Linked DNA regions of Homo sapiens: region 1 is linked to region 2. The links are chromatin contacts, found by Hi-C or POLR2A ChIA-PET in ENCODE. All regions are on one chromosome and are shown on one strand. Each heading gives the region's core, a stretch centred on a gene start or an enhancer-like site at or near the end of the contact. The rest is flanking DNA. Distances are from core to core; before and after follow the strand shown.

The links. Hi-C counts contacts between places; a loop is a spot of excess contacts on that map. ChIA-PET counts read pairs that join two places held with the same protein, here RNA polymerase II (POLR2A). Pooled maps may share reads with other maps.
Region 1: a pooled map shows a loop between it and region 2 (2.9-fold over the local background). The contact joins the enhancer-like site here to the promoter of GALNS in region 2. A Hi-C loop is called at or near these places in 1 of 50 pooled maps. POLR2A ChIA-PET finds 5 or more read pairs at or near these places in 2 of 52 experiments (BJ and activated B cell).

Annotation. Positions count from the first base shown.
Region 1 is chr16:89,475,331-89,481,688 of GRCh38, reverse strand. All of the region lies in intron 1 of ANKRD11 (ankyrin repeat domain containing 11), which reads left to right. Among named protein-coding and RNA genes, the nearest start is that of ANKRD11, 12 kb to the left of the region's middle. Within about 2 kb of position 4,753, at least 9 of the 41 ENCODE cell types and tissues checked have a DNase peak (open chromatin) inside an H3K27ac peak, as active enhancers do.
Region 2 is chr16:88,855,691-88,861,518 of GRCh38, reverse strand. It overlaps GALNS (galactosamine (N-acetyl)-6-sulfatase), which reads left to right and starts at 4,572. Exons shown (of 14, transcript NM_000512.5): 1 at 4,572-4,761. The coding sequence starts at 4,642. It overlaps TRAPPC2L (trafficking protein particle complex subunit 2L), which reads right to left and starts at 4,392. Exons shown (of 5, transcript NM_001318525.2): 1 at 4,336-4,392; 2 at 2,728-2,900; 3 at 1,769-1,856; 4 at 1,547-1,626; 5 at 1-605. The coding sequence starts at 4,368. The coding sequence ends at 560. It overlaps LOC107983950 (a long non-coding RNA gene), which reads left to right and starts at 4,939. Exons shown (of 2, transcript XR_933884.3): 1 at 4,939-5,068; 2 at 5,218-5,828. RefSeq lists a silencer at 4,440-4,839.

The DNA.
Region 1 (6,358 bases), core at 3,504-6,003, 620 kb before region 2:
AATGATAGACCTGAATTTCATTTGCTTACTTGTTTTGAGGCAGAAGATGATGTGTCAGAGTTTGCAGGCGGTGGATGCCTAGATGAAAGCACTGGCTTTGCAACACCATGGTGCCTAAATGGTTCTTTTTTTGAGACAAGGTCTTGCTCTGTCACTCAGGGTGGAGTGCAGTGGCGTGACCATATCTCACTGCATCCTTGAGCTTCTGGGCTCAAGTGAGCCTCCTGCGTCAACGTCATGAGTGGCTAGAACTACAGACGTGCGCTAATTTTTAAAAATTCTTTGTAGAAATGGGGTTTCGCTATGTTTCTTAGGCTGATGTTGAACTCCTGGCCTCAAGTAGTCCTCCTGCCTCAGCCTCCCAAAGTGCTGGGATGACAGGCACAAGACATCACATGCAGCCTTAAGAAGATCCCTACAAGAGAACCTGGAGAAACTTGAAATAGGGAAGGGGACTCGAAAGCACACTGTGTAGGTGAATTGTGAAGACTTCATGGTGTTAACTGGTATTCATTAAAAAGACTTGGAAAAAGAGAAGATGAATTGATTCCCAGTGGAGGGAATGGGGCAAACATTAGTTAGGAGAGTGGCTTTGTGAAACGATAGAGCAAAGGAGACAGAAAAGAAAGCAGGAATGGGGAACGGGGTGGTGGGGCAGAAGCTGGGTGCTGTTTATTTTGTGCCTACTGTGTGTCACTCTCCATTCTCTGCCCTGGGGACATTTGACAGATGTGGACGTCACTGGTGTGATTTGCCCACATTCTGGAGGGAGAAGTGGGCATCTCAGTTGAGGAAAGGAAATGGCTATCTGGGGAATTCTTGAGGGGCACAGCCCAGGACGGAGCCTTGTGTTAGATGGGTACCTGCTGGCTCTGCTCAGCTCGGCAGATGTGTTGCCTAAATGACTTTAATGGCCAAGGCAGACTGGTATTTGCCCTCAGATATTTTGTCAGGACAGTGTAAAATGTGGGCCAAGATAGTGGTTTTGGGTCCAAACAGAAGGGGGTTAGAGATTTTGGAGGTTGAAGCCTGCTGCTAGAAGGAGTATAGAAAGAAGAACGGGGATTCTGTTTGCCCAAATACATGGTTAGGCTCATCTTGGACTTGTTTTTGTTTTATATCTTCTGTTACTTCTATGCACATATTAATAGATACCTAATTAATATTTGGTTGGAAATCTTAAAAGTTAGGATTTTTTTTTTCTTTTTTTTTGAGATGGAGTCTCACTCTGTCGCCCAGGCTGGAGTGCAGTGGTGTGATCTCGGCTCACTGCAACCTCCGCCTCCTGGGTTCACGCGATTCTCCTGCCTCAGCCTCCCGAGTAGCTGGGACTACAGGCACCCACCACCAGGCTCGGCTAATTTTTTTGTATTTTTAATAGAGTCAGGGTTTCGCCATGTTAGCCAGAATGGTCTCAATCTCCTGACCTTGTGATCCACCCGCCTTGGCCTCTCAAAGTGCTGGGATTACAGGCGTCAGCCATCACGCCTGGCCTAAAAGTTAGGATTTTTAAAAAGGCTTGTGGTCTGAGAAGGAAGGCAATAATACTTGGCAGGAAAGACTTAATTTTTTTTTTTTGAGACTGAGTCTTGCTCTGTTGCCCAGGCTGGAGTGCAATGACACGATCTCAGCTCACTGCAACCTCTGCCTCTCGGGTTCAAGCATTTCTCCTGCCTCAGCCTCCCGAGTAGCTGGGATTAGAGGTGTGTGCCATCACGCCCGGCTAGTTTTTTTTTTTTTTTTTTTGAGATGGAGTCTCGCTCTGTCACCCAGGCTGGAGTGCAGTGGCACAATCTCGGCTCACTGCAAGCTCCGACTCCCAGGTTCATGCCATTCTCCTGCCTCAGCCTCCCGAGTGGTTGGGACTACAGGCACCTGCCACCACCCCCGGCTAATTTTTTGTATTTTTAGTGGAGATGGGGTCTCACCGTGTTAGCCAGGATGGTCTCAATCTCCTGAACTCGTGATCCGCCCCCTCGGCCTCCCAAAGTGCTGGGATTACAGGTGTGAGCCACTGCGTCTGGCCTTTTTAAAATTTAATTTAATTTTTTTTGGGGGCGGAGTTTCGCTCTGTTGCCCAGGCTGGAGTGCAGTGGTGTGATCTCAGCTCACTGCAACCTCCGCCTCCTGGGTTCAAATGATTCTCTTGCCTCAGCCTCCAGAATAGCTGGGATTACAGGCATGTGCTACCAAGCCCAGCTAATTTTTTTGTATTTTTAGTAGACATGGGGTTTCTCCGTGTTGGTCAGGCTGGTCTCAAACTCCCGACCTCAGATGATCCGCCTGCCTCGGCCTCCTTAAGTGCTGGGATTGCAGGTGTGAGCCACTGCGCCAGGCCTAGATATTTTTTATATCAGGTCACATGTGTTTTATCTAGGAGGCAAACTTTCCTTGTAATTAGTGTTTTTTTTTTCCTTTTTTTGTTTTTGTTTGAGTGGAGTCTCGCCACTGCGTCTGGCCGTCATTAATGTTTTTCTAGTGATGTTGCACTCTCTTGACGTCAGTTAACTGTCACCTGAATCTTCAGGGACTGGGTTGGGTTGTGGGGTAGGTGGTGGCGTGACTTGCTGTTGATGGGACTGCTGTCCACAGGAACAGGAGGACCCACTAGTTACACAGCTGCCAAAGGTGTGGGTCTTGAGGCCCGAAGGTTGAGGTTGCAGTGAGCTGAGATCATGCCACTGGTCTCTAGCCCCGGTGACAGAGTGAGAACATCTCAAAAAAGAAAAGAAAAAGTGTTGGGTCATTATTTACACACCCAACAAGTGAAAGGTCTGGAGGGCCCAAGTGAGGACAGCTCAGTTCAGGCATGTTTAACCTCCAGATTACCTCATCCTTGAGAAATTTAGGAATAATCCCAGTGTCAGTCTTTGGAGGTGTGGTTCTTTGATGTTAGTCATGGGAATAAGGAATTTGCATTAAGCCTCAAGAATTGTGGAAAGTCCTAATGAGAAATGTCACGGGCAGAAACTGCCACCCGCTTTAGTGGTGCAGGTGATGGCTGTGCCGGAGAGCTGCGCGTAGCCGGCTGCTGGAGGAGAGGACGTGGCCTGTACAGGCAGCTTCGCTCTGGGGGGTGACTGTTGGAGGGCAGCGGGGACGAAAGGGACACATTTGTATGATGCTCAGTTGTCAGCAGGATGTCCAGGTTGCTTTTTTGGAGGGCAGTGGGTCCTTGAGACCTTGAGACCCATTCTCTTTGGAAAGTAATGAGTTACCGGGTGGGGGCTGTAGGAGGATGTTCAGTTGTGGTGTGGAGGCGTCGGGTTGCTTAACCTCAGAGGGATCTTTTTTCCTATGAGTTGTGTAGAAGAGGATGTCTTCCATAGATTTGAAGGACGTTAAAAAAAAAACCAACCCCAATGTGGCTTTCCTTCTTTCTCACTAGGGTGATAGTCCGACGTGCATGTCTGTTTCCTGGACCCTGGATGTGAAAATGGGGTTCTTGAAGGCACTGGGAGTGTTTCTCTGCTGGCCCCAGAGGCCTGTGTGTGCTGCTGGCGAGGCAGCTGGGCCACTGTCACTGTGCCCTGACAACAACGTTGGGAACTGTTCCTGAAAGTGTTAAACAAAATTTCAGTTTATTAAGCGCTCCTCTCATTAAGCCATTGTTTTATTTTTCTTTTTTGATTTTTTGGGCTTCTTTTGAAGCCATAATAAATTGGAATAGAAAGAATACATACCAAGAAACAAATATTAGGTCTGATTTTTTAATTTTTTGTTATTATTTTTGAGATGGAGTCTTGCTCTGTCCCCAGACTGGAGTGCAGTGGCGTGATCTTGGCTCACTGAAACCTTCGCCTCCTGCGTTCAAGCAGTTCTCCTGCATTCAAGCAGTTCTCCTGCCTGCCACCACACCTGGCTGATTTTTGAATTTTTAGTAGAGTTGGGGTTTCACCATGTTGGCCAGGCTGGTCTTGAACTCCTGACCTCAGGTGATGTACCTGCTCAGCCTCCCAAAGTGCTGGGATTACAGGCATGAGCCACCGCGCCCGGCCTCTCCAATATTTTTATTATTAAAATGCTAAATACTGCCGGGCCCAGTGGCTCACACCTGTAATCCCAGCACTTTGGGAGGCTGAAGCGGGTGGATCACCTGAGGTCAGGAGTTCGCGACCAGCCTGGGCCACATGGTGAAACCCTGTCTCTTCTAAAAATACAAAAAATTAGCTGGGCGTGGTGGCAGGCGCCTGTAATCTCAGCTACTCGGGAGGGTGAGGCAGGAGAATCGGTTGAACCCAGGAGGTGGAGGTTGCAGTGAGCCAGAATCGCACCACTGCACTCCAGCCTGGGTGACAGAGTGAGACGCCATCTCAGAGAGAAAAAAAAGAAATTACGCGTGGTGGCCCATGCCTGTCATCCCAGCTACTGAGGAGGCTGAGGCAGGAGAATCGCTTGAACATGGGAGGTGGAGGTTGCAGTGAGCCGAGATGGCGCCACTGCACTCCAGCTTGGGCACCAGAGTGAGACTCTGTCTCCAAAAAAAAAAAAAAAGGGGAAATGACTTAAAGGTGATGGCTTTTATACTTCTATTGTGCCTGTTTTCTGAGATATAAATTTAACTAGCTAATTCTCTCGTGTTTTAAATAGTAGACAAAGAAAGACAAGACCAAAGGAGAACCTTTTTCTCTGTTTCTTACTCCGTCTGCTTTTATTAATAGATGCTCACGGTGTGGTCTTCCACTCACTTCCCCTTTCATCTCTGAGCTTAACGAGCTCCTCGTATTATAGATTGTTACCATATCATGTGTTCCAGTCTGTGCCCGTGTATAAACGTGTGTTGTGTGTTACGCGATACTGTGAGATGAGTCTGCCCAGAGGGACTCTGAAGTCAGGACTGTGTCTTTTCCACACCTCTCCACCCCAGCTCTCATCATGCCTCTGAGAGAACCAGATTCAGAGTGTGGTGAGGGGAGGATGAAGTGGTTTGGGGTGGGCCTTGGGCCCCCATCTCTTTGCTGGAAGTGTAGTATACCTCTAGGATATGTGTCCAAACTGTTGGCTGTGAGACCAAGGAGGAGAAGTCTTTTTTGGCAGGCTAGTGCCTGCGGCTTGAGGTCTCAGTGTCTGTAACTGCCAGGCTGCAGAGCCCCACCTGGCTGAGTCAGGAGTGTGTTGTAACCTGCCCACCTGCCCAGGCTGGTTAGAAGCAAGCGTAGGCGTTGGGTCTGCCTGTCCTGGTCCAGGCACCTCTCCTGGTTTGGCCAGGTTTTGGTTTGTATTTATTCCTGATGTTGATGTGTAAATGATATCGTTACAAAGCAGGTAGTTTGCTTTGCTATTCTACGAATAACCCAAGAACCTGAGGATAATAGGACACGTTAACAGTCTGCTAGTTGAGAGTTCTGTTTCTGTGACTTCAGGGGACATATGACCATCCCGATTGTGGTGGGTTATTAAGGCTGTGACAAGTCACAGGTGGCTTTAGGGATGTCAAAGATAGGCAAAGATAGGTTCATTTGAATTTGATTTCATCTTTTGAGAATGGGTTGGTATACCTGAAATTGGCTTTGTAGTTTTGGTATTTTGATGTGAGAAGGCATTGGCTGAATTTTTTTTGTTCTCATAATTTGCATATTTTCTGTGTTTTCTCCATTGTTTGGCTCAGTTGTTTTCTTTTTCTTTTTTTTTTTTTTTGAGACACAGTCTCGCTCTATCACTCAGGCTGGAGTGCAGTGGCGTGATCTTGGCTCCCTGCAACCTCCACCTCCCGGTTTCAAGCACTTCATCTGCCTCAGCCTCCCAAGTAGCTGGGACTACAGGTGCCCACCACCACGCCTGGTTAATTTTTAAATTTTTTTAGTAGAGACAGGGTTTCACCATGTTGGCCAGGCTGGTCTTGAACTCCTCACCTCAATTGATCCACCCACCTTGGCTTCCCAAAATGCTGGGATTCCAGGTGTGAGCCCCCGCACCTGGCCGGGGTCAGTTGTTTTCGTGTTCCTTATCCCTCTTTAAACTTGGGAGAGCATTTTGTGTTTCGTGGAGATATCACAGCATAGAACAGAATTTTGATTGTAATTGTTTGTTGTTGACTTGCTGTAGTACTGTTTTCAGACTTCCAGTGTGAACGATAAAAGATTATCTTAAAATTTTAGGAAAAATTATCTTTTGTGTGGGTAGTGAATAAATAATTAGCATTAATGTTACCGATGTCTTCTACCTAGTTCTTTATCAAAATTCTTTTCCTGACTGCAATATTTCATTTTAATAGAGAATAATTTTCATGTGAAACTGCTTGCTTTATATTTTCTTTCTGGTTGCTATAGAAACAGTGCAGCGTGGTGGGTTACGGGGCTTTCATGAGGGAGCTCTCTGGGAGGCAGCAGTCACCTGGTGATGAGGGAGGGGAATGGAA
Region 2 (5,828 bases), core at 3,323-5,822:
AGGCTTCCCAGGTTTCACAAGGGCTCCTTTTAAGGCCGGGCGGAATCCAGACATTGAGCCAGATGCAAAGAATGGAGGCCAAGTCCAGAAAGAGGAGGGCCCTCCCCTGTGGGAAGCCACGCCGGCTCCCCTTGTGCCCCTAGATCCTAGGCTGGTTCTGGGCTCAGGAGGCCACCCCCTCCAGACCAGCCCACCTGTTCAGCCAGTGGGTGACCCACATGGTCACAGGTCCTGCAGGCTCAGGAACTCTTGGCTCCAGGCACCCCTGCCTCTGCCCCTTTGGGACAACTGAGGACAGGCTACCTGCGCCATCTGATCCCAAACCTCTGCCCACACCCCAGAAAAGTCCTTAGTTGAATTCTTCTTAATTAAATCCTTGGCTGACACGGAAGGAAAAAGCCAAATCTCCTCTCACAAGACCTTTAGTTGAGAGAACATGCACAGCTGCCTGCCCTGAAAGCCCCAGGCGTCCCATTCAGGAAGAGGCAACCAGAACAGACCGACGGCCCCACCACAGTCGTGCGCGGGCTCCTCTGCGATGGCTGGCAGCACAGCTCACTCAGCACACCTGTATCATCATCGACGTCACCATGTTATCAAAGGCCCTGCTAAGAGAAACAGACCCACTCAGAGGAGAGCCAGGCCCTCCACCCCTCTGCTCAGAGACGGGCCGGGCAGCATGGCTCCATCCACAGGATGCTCGGGACCTTCTCCAGGGTCCAGAAATGTGAACTCCGCTGAGAGGCCAGGACAGGAGTCCCACCCCACCGGGCACTGAGAACCCATCTGCTGCCTCCAAGTTCCCTGTGCAGCCTCCCAAGGCCCCAGGAAGGGGTGGAGGAGGGAGCAGCATGGGCAGGCAGAGCGGTGGTGTGGCAAGGATGGCCCTGTGCAGCCCAGGAGGCAAGACTGTGGACATTCGCCTGCCTGCTCCCATCTGGGACCAGGATGGCCCCAAGACAGTGTCCTGGTGGAGGGAGGGGCCTGCCTTGGATCACTGCAGCGTCCTCTTCCCTGCCAACCACAGGGAATTATGTCTTGGAACTGGGGACTCACTGAAAGCAAGTCTGGAATGTGGGCATGGACCCCACATTTCCCTCATGATGTTCAAAAGTTAAATCTGTTTACTTTGTGGACTATTCGGAAGACACCTGCAAACCAGGTTCCTGACTGTTCCAAATTCAACATAAAAGATCAGGTAGCTACAAAAGGACGTGTGATCCCTGAAAGCCACTGCCCATGTGCTTGGCCCTGAGTCCTGCAGGTGCCCCAGGTACCCACTGGGCACACCTGGGAAGCCAAATGGGCAAGCTCTACTCCCCACACCACACACACTCTATCCACTTTATGCGCTGGAGATCTGTGTAAGAGTTGGTGTGGAGAAACGGGGCTTTGTGGCTTTAAAACCTCTGCCCTAGGGGGATGGTGCTCATAGCTTAAAAAGATCTTTCCTCCCTTATTTTCCAAATGGTTGCATTTTGGCAACCAAAATGGCAAGGCATGTCCTACAGAAAGAAGGTGGCAAGACACAGAAAGTAGGGCCCACCTGGACTGGATGCGGTCCCCCGGGTTGTAGAAGGGGTTGCACATCACGTCTGTGTAGGAGTTGTGTAGCTTCCGGAACATCTGAAAAAGACCCAGCAAACCATGACCTTGCCACATACACACAGCCACTGCCAGATTTTTAGTTTCTCAGCATTTCAAAACAAAGTCAAAAAGGAAAAACAAAACACCCACTCGGGCGTGGCCCTCTAACTCCCTGACTTACGCTGCGAATTTCGTTGTCTCGAAGGGCTGTGTTGGAGGAATCTACCACCATGACAAACTTCACCTTGGAGTTGGTGACGTAGCCGTATCTGCACAGCTGGTTAGGGAAGGCACTCGTAACACAGGGACTGCCGGTGGAGGGCCCTCTGTGGGCCCTCACTTTGGAGAAATGTGGCAACCTTGAATCACAGGAAATGCCCATGCTGGGCTGGTCCTGCAGTGGCCGTGCTGGGTACAAGCCTAAATACTTTGCTAGGGCGACGTCTGGTGTTTGCAGGAGAAGCGAAGAGCAGGCAGCCAAGCCTTACCCAGTTCACACTCCAGGAGCCGAACCACCTAGACTCCGAGTCTGTCTGTCTGGAACACCTCACCCTCTTCATGAATCAATGCCTGGCCCGGAAAGTTAACTGCAAAACCAGAGGCTTCGTGAACAAGGCGGATCCCCTCTCTAGAGGCCACATTATTTTGTAAAATAGTGGCTACTAGCAAATGTCACCATGGACAGGCTACATGATGACTTTTGGGAAGGTCTTTGAATTCCATGGCCTCAAGTGATTTGTCCCAAGGGACTAGACGAGTGTCTAGTGACATAAGAGGCAAGGCCTAATGAAATAAATGAAACTATTATCCCCTGCTCAAAGGTGGTGGCTCCCCCTGAAAAGCACAGAAAGAAATCCTTGCAGGTACAAAGCAGAAGTGTCCCACTTCCTCTGCAAACCAGACAACGGACACGTGCAAACCAAAACATTCTACGGGGAATTCTAGCCTTGCTTTTCCCAAATGGCTCTTCCAATGAAAGAGAAGAGTTACAGGCCTTCATTCACCTCAAGCTACCCTAATTCCCTGGCTGGCTAAAAACTCTCACCTCTTTTTCTTCTAAAAGGTTTCAAGTTATCTGATCCTAAAGTACATCTTGCAACTGTAGGTCCTCCCTGACACACACCCTGCCCTGAAAGATACACCTTGTAGTCCTCCGTGGGGTAGAGCAGGCCCAGGTACAGCTCCCTCTGGTCGACCAGGGCCTTCCCCATTGCGGAGATCTTCTCATCCACCACGTCCAGAGATGTGTGCACCATGTAGTGGAACTTCAGCTCGTTCTCCGTAGGGGTGCTGCGAATGTAGAGGGGGTAATTCTGCAAGAAAGGATGACGGCGACTGAAAGGACAAGACTCCACCCAGCGCACACCAGCTCTGAACTATGCTGCAGAGCCGTGACCTGCAGCCACCCGGGGAACGCATTCCCATGCTCTAAGGCCCACCGCTTCATTCTCTATGCCGCAGTGGGCACTGCCTTCAGGGGATCCCAGCTAACCTAAGGAGATTTATGTGTTGTTTGCAAAGCAGCAGCAGTAGGGTGGGCGGAAAAGAAAAAATGAATCAGAAAAATGGGCCTGAGCACAGCCTGCCGATCAAGCCTGGCACCTGGGCACGCCTCTCACCTTCTCCTGGAGGCCACTCTGCCTCAGCCCACCTCTAACTCTGCATGGCTCACCCAAATACAGCACCCTCAATACTGGCTTTTCTTCACCTTGACAGTGACCCTTTTACTAAACCCTTCAAGACTCAGCTCAAATTCCCTTCATCTCTGCATTTCTGACCATTGGAAGCCCAGAATTAACAGCTTCTTTCTCGGTCTTTCACACACCACCATTTACCCTGTGTGTGTTCAGCACTGGGTCCTGCACAAATACAGTGAACAAGAGTCCTCGCTACCCTCGTGGGGAGTGATACCTAGTCAATAAACCCACAAACAAGCAAATGATCATCTTGGCCAAGAGGGAAGCCCATGAGCAGCTTAGCAGCAGCCACCGCCCAGCAGGGAGCGGTCTCGAGTCTGGTCTCGGGAGACCCTGGCTAGGAAATGAAGGCTCCGTGCAGCAGGAGCGTGTGGGCAGCCACCCAGCTCAGTCTTAGCCTTCAGAAAATGCTTTCCAGTTGAAATGTATGTGGGCCAGTAAAGAGGATGGGAGCTGGGGAGAGGTGTTCCGCGTGCAAAGGCCCACAGGTGAGAGGGCAGAGCATGTCCAGGGAGCTGCAGAATTGTTTGGTTGGAGCGGAGAGTGCCAAGGGTTATGGGGGGAAAGGATCCCAGAGCAGGTTATTCAGACAGCATCCTAAGGCAACGAGAAGCCACTGCAGAGGTCTCAGGCAGAGGCGTGACAGGATCCGATTTGTTTTTAACTCGGCTCCGGGGAGACTGGCAGGAGGGCCGGGGCCGCCGTCCGCGGGGAACCAGCGCTGGACGGGAGAACGGGCAGAACCTGCTGAGGACGGAGGACGGAGGTAGTGCCCGGGACCACCTAGGTTTCTGGTGGGTCCTGGCGGGGAGGAGACCTGCTGCGCCGAGGGGTGCGTTCAGCAGCGGGACGGGCGAGCGCGGAACTGGGGTCTCAGTCAGGGTCTGCCTGGCGGCTCGTCCACCGCGAAGCCCCTGACCGCTGGAGCTCGGCGAAGGCCTCCTCCAGGTCCCATTTCCTAAGGTGCCTTCTAAGCCCAGGGAAGAAGTAGAAAGAAAGCGGAGAGCCGAGGATGGTGCGAGCCCGGACGCCCCACGCCGCGCGTACGCACCTCCTTGGCAATCACCGCGATGCACACCGCCATCTTGGGAGGCTCGGCGCCAGGCACCGCGTCACGTGACCCGCCGCTGGTCACGCGGCCTCCAAAGCCCCGCCCCATCCGCACACAGCTGGCTCAGGCCCCGCCCCACTGGTCACGAGGCAGTCCAGGCCCCGCCTCCCGTCCCTCCGCGGACTCTGGCCCCGCCCCGCGAGTCACGTGGCCGTCCAGGCCCCGCCCCGCAGCCCAGCCGGAAGGGCCGGCGGACGCTCGCTAGGTCGGCTCGCTGGCCGGGGCTCCGCGGCTCCCGTGGTTGCCATGGCGGCGGTTGTCGCGGCGACGAGGTGGTGGCAGCTGTTGCTGGTGCTCAGCGCCGCGGGGATGGGGGCCTCGGGCGCCCCGCAGCCCCCCAACATCCTGCTCCTGCTCATGGACGACGTGAGTGCGGGCGGTGGGACGGGGCAGGGCCGGGGTGGGGCGGGGAGGGGAGGGGCGGATGGAGGGAGGAGCGAGGTGGGGGAAGGGCGGGCGGGGTGGGGGGAGAGGTGAGGGGAGGCCCCTTGGGGAAGGGGGGAGGCCCCGCGCGGGGAGGAGGAGGGGGAGGGGACGGGGGGTATCCCCGTGCGGGGAGGGGGAGGCCCCTCGGGGAGTGGCCGCGGGGTCCAGGCGTGGGGTCTCGGCGGTCACCGATCACCACACGCGCTGCCACTGTGCTGCATGACCGGGACAGCGTCCTCCCTGGCAGGTGGGTGGCCGGCGTGCTACCGGGCCCTGCCTCCCCCGTCTGACCTTTCCCGCCCTCTACTCTTGGGAAAGGTGGGCGCGCAGCGTGGCCTCCCCAAAGGGAGGAAGAGGCTGCTCCTGCCGCCCTGCCTGAGAGCTGCGTCGCCCTAGGAATCACTCCCGCCACCTCGGGCCGCCGGGTCCCCCCGCTGGGCTCCAGTCTTACCTGACGGCTGTCTCTGTCCTCTGGAGAATGCTGAGCGAAGGTCAGGTGTCCCTAAGGTCTGAAGAACTGAAAGGCTGGAATGTCTCCTGGTGGGCAAGTGCGGGGTCAGGGGTCACAGCCAGCCTGGAGGCCTCCTTCCCTAACTCCTTGTGGGAGCCACCTGGAGACTCAGGAATGAGCCTGCCTGGGGCATGGGTCACCGTGCAGGACCCCAGACACACCTGGGTTGAAACCCTACTGTCTCCAAGCTTGGGGGTCACTTCCATTCTTGAACCTCAGCTGCCACACCTGGGGGGTTACACCTGTCCCGCCGTGCTCACGTTGTGTGTGAGGACTGGGACGACACCGAGTACCAGACAGTTTTGGGCCGTCGGTGTCGCTCAGCCCCTGTGTGCTGGCTCCGACCAGCAGAGACCCTGACAGGTGCCTTCAGACCCACCTGTGCTGACCAGTGGGGGCCACGGGCCACACCCAAGGGCTGGGCAGTCGTGGCTGTCGGAATTGGAAGGTGCTGGTAGTGTAAAATACACAGATTTAGAAGACTTGGTGAAAGAAA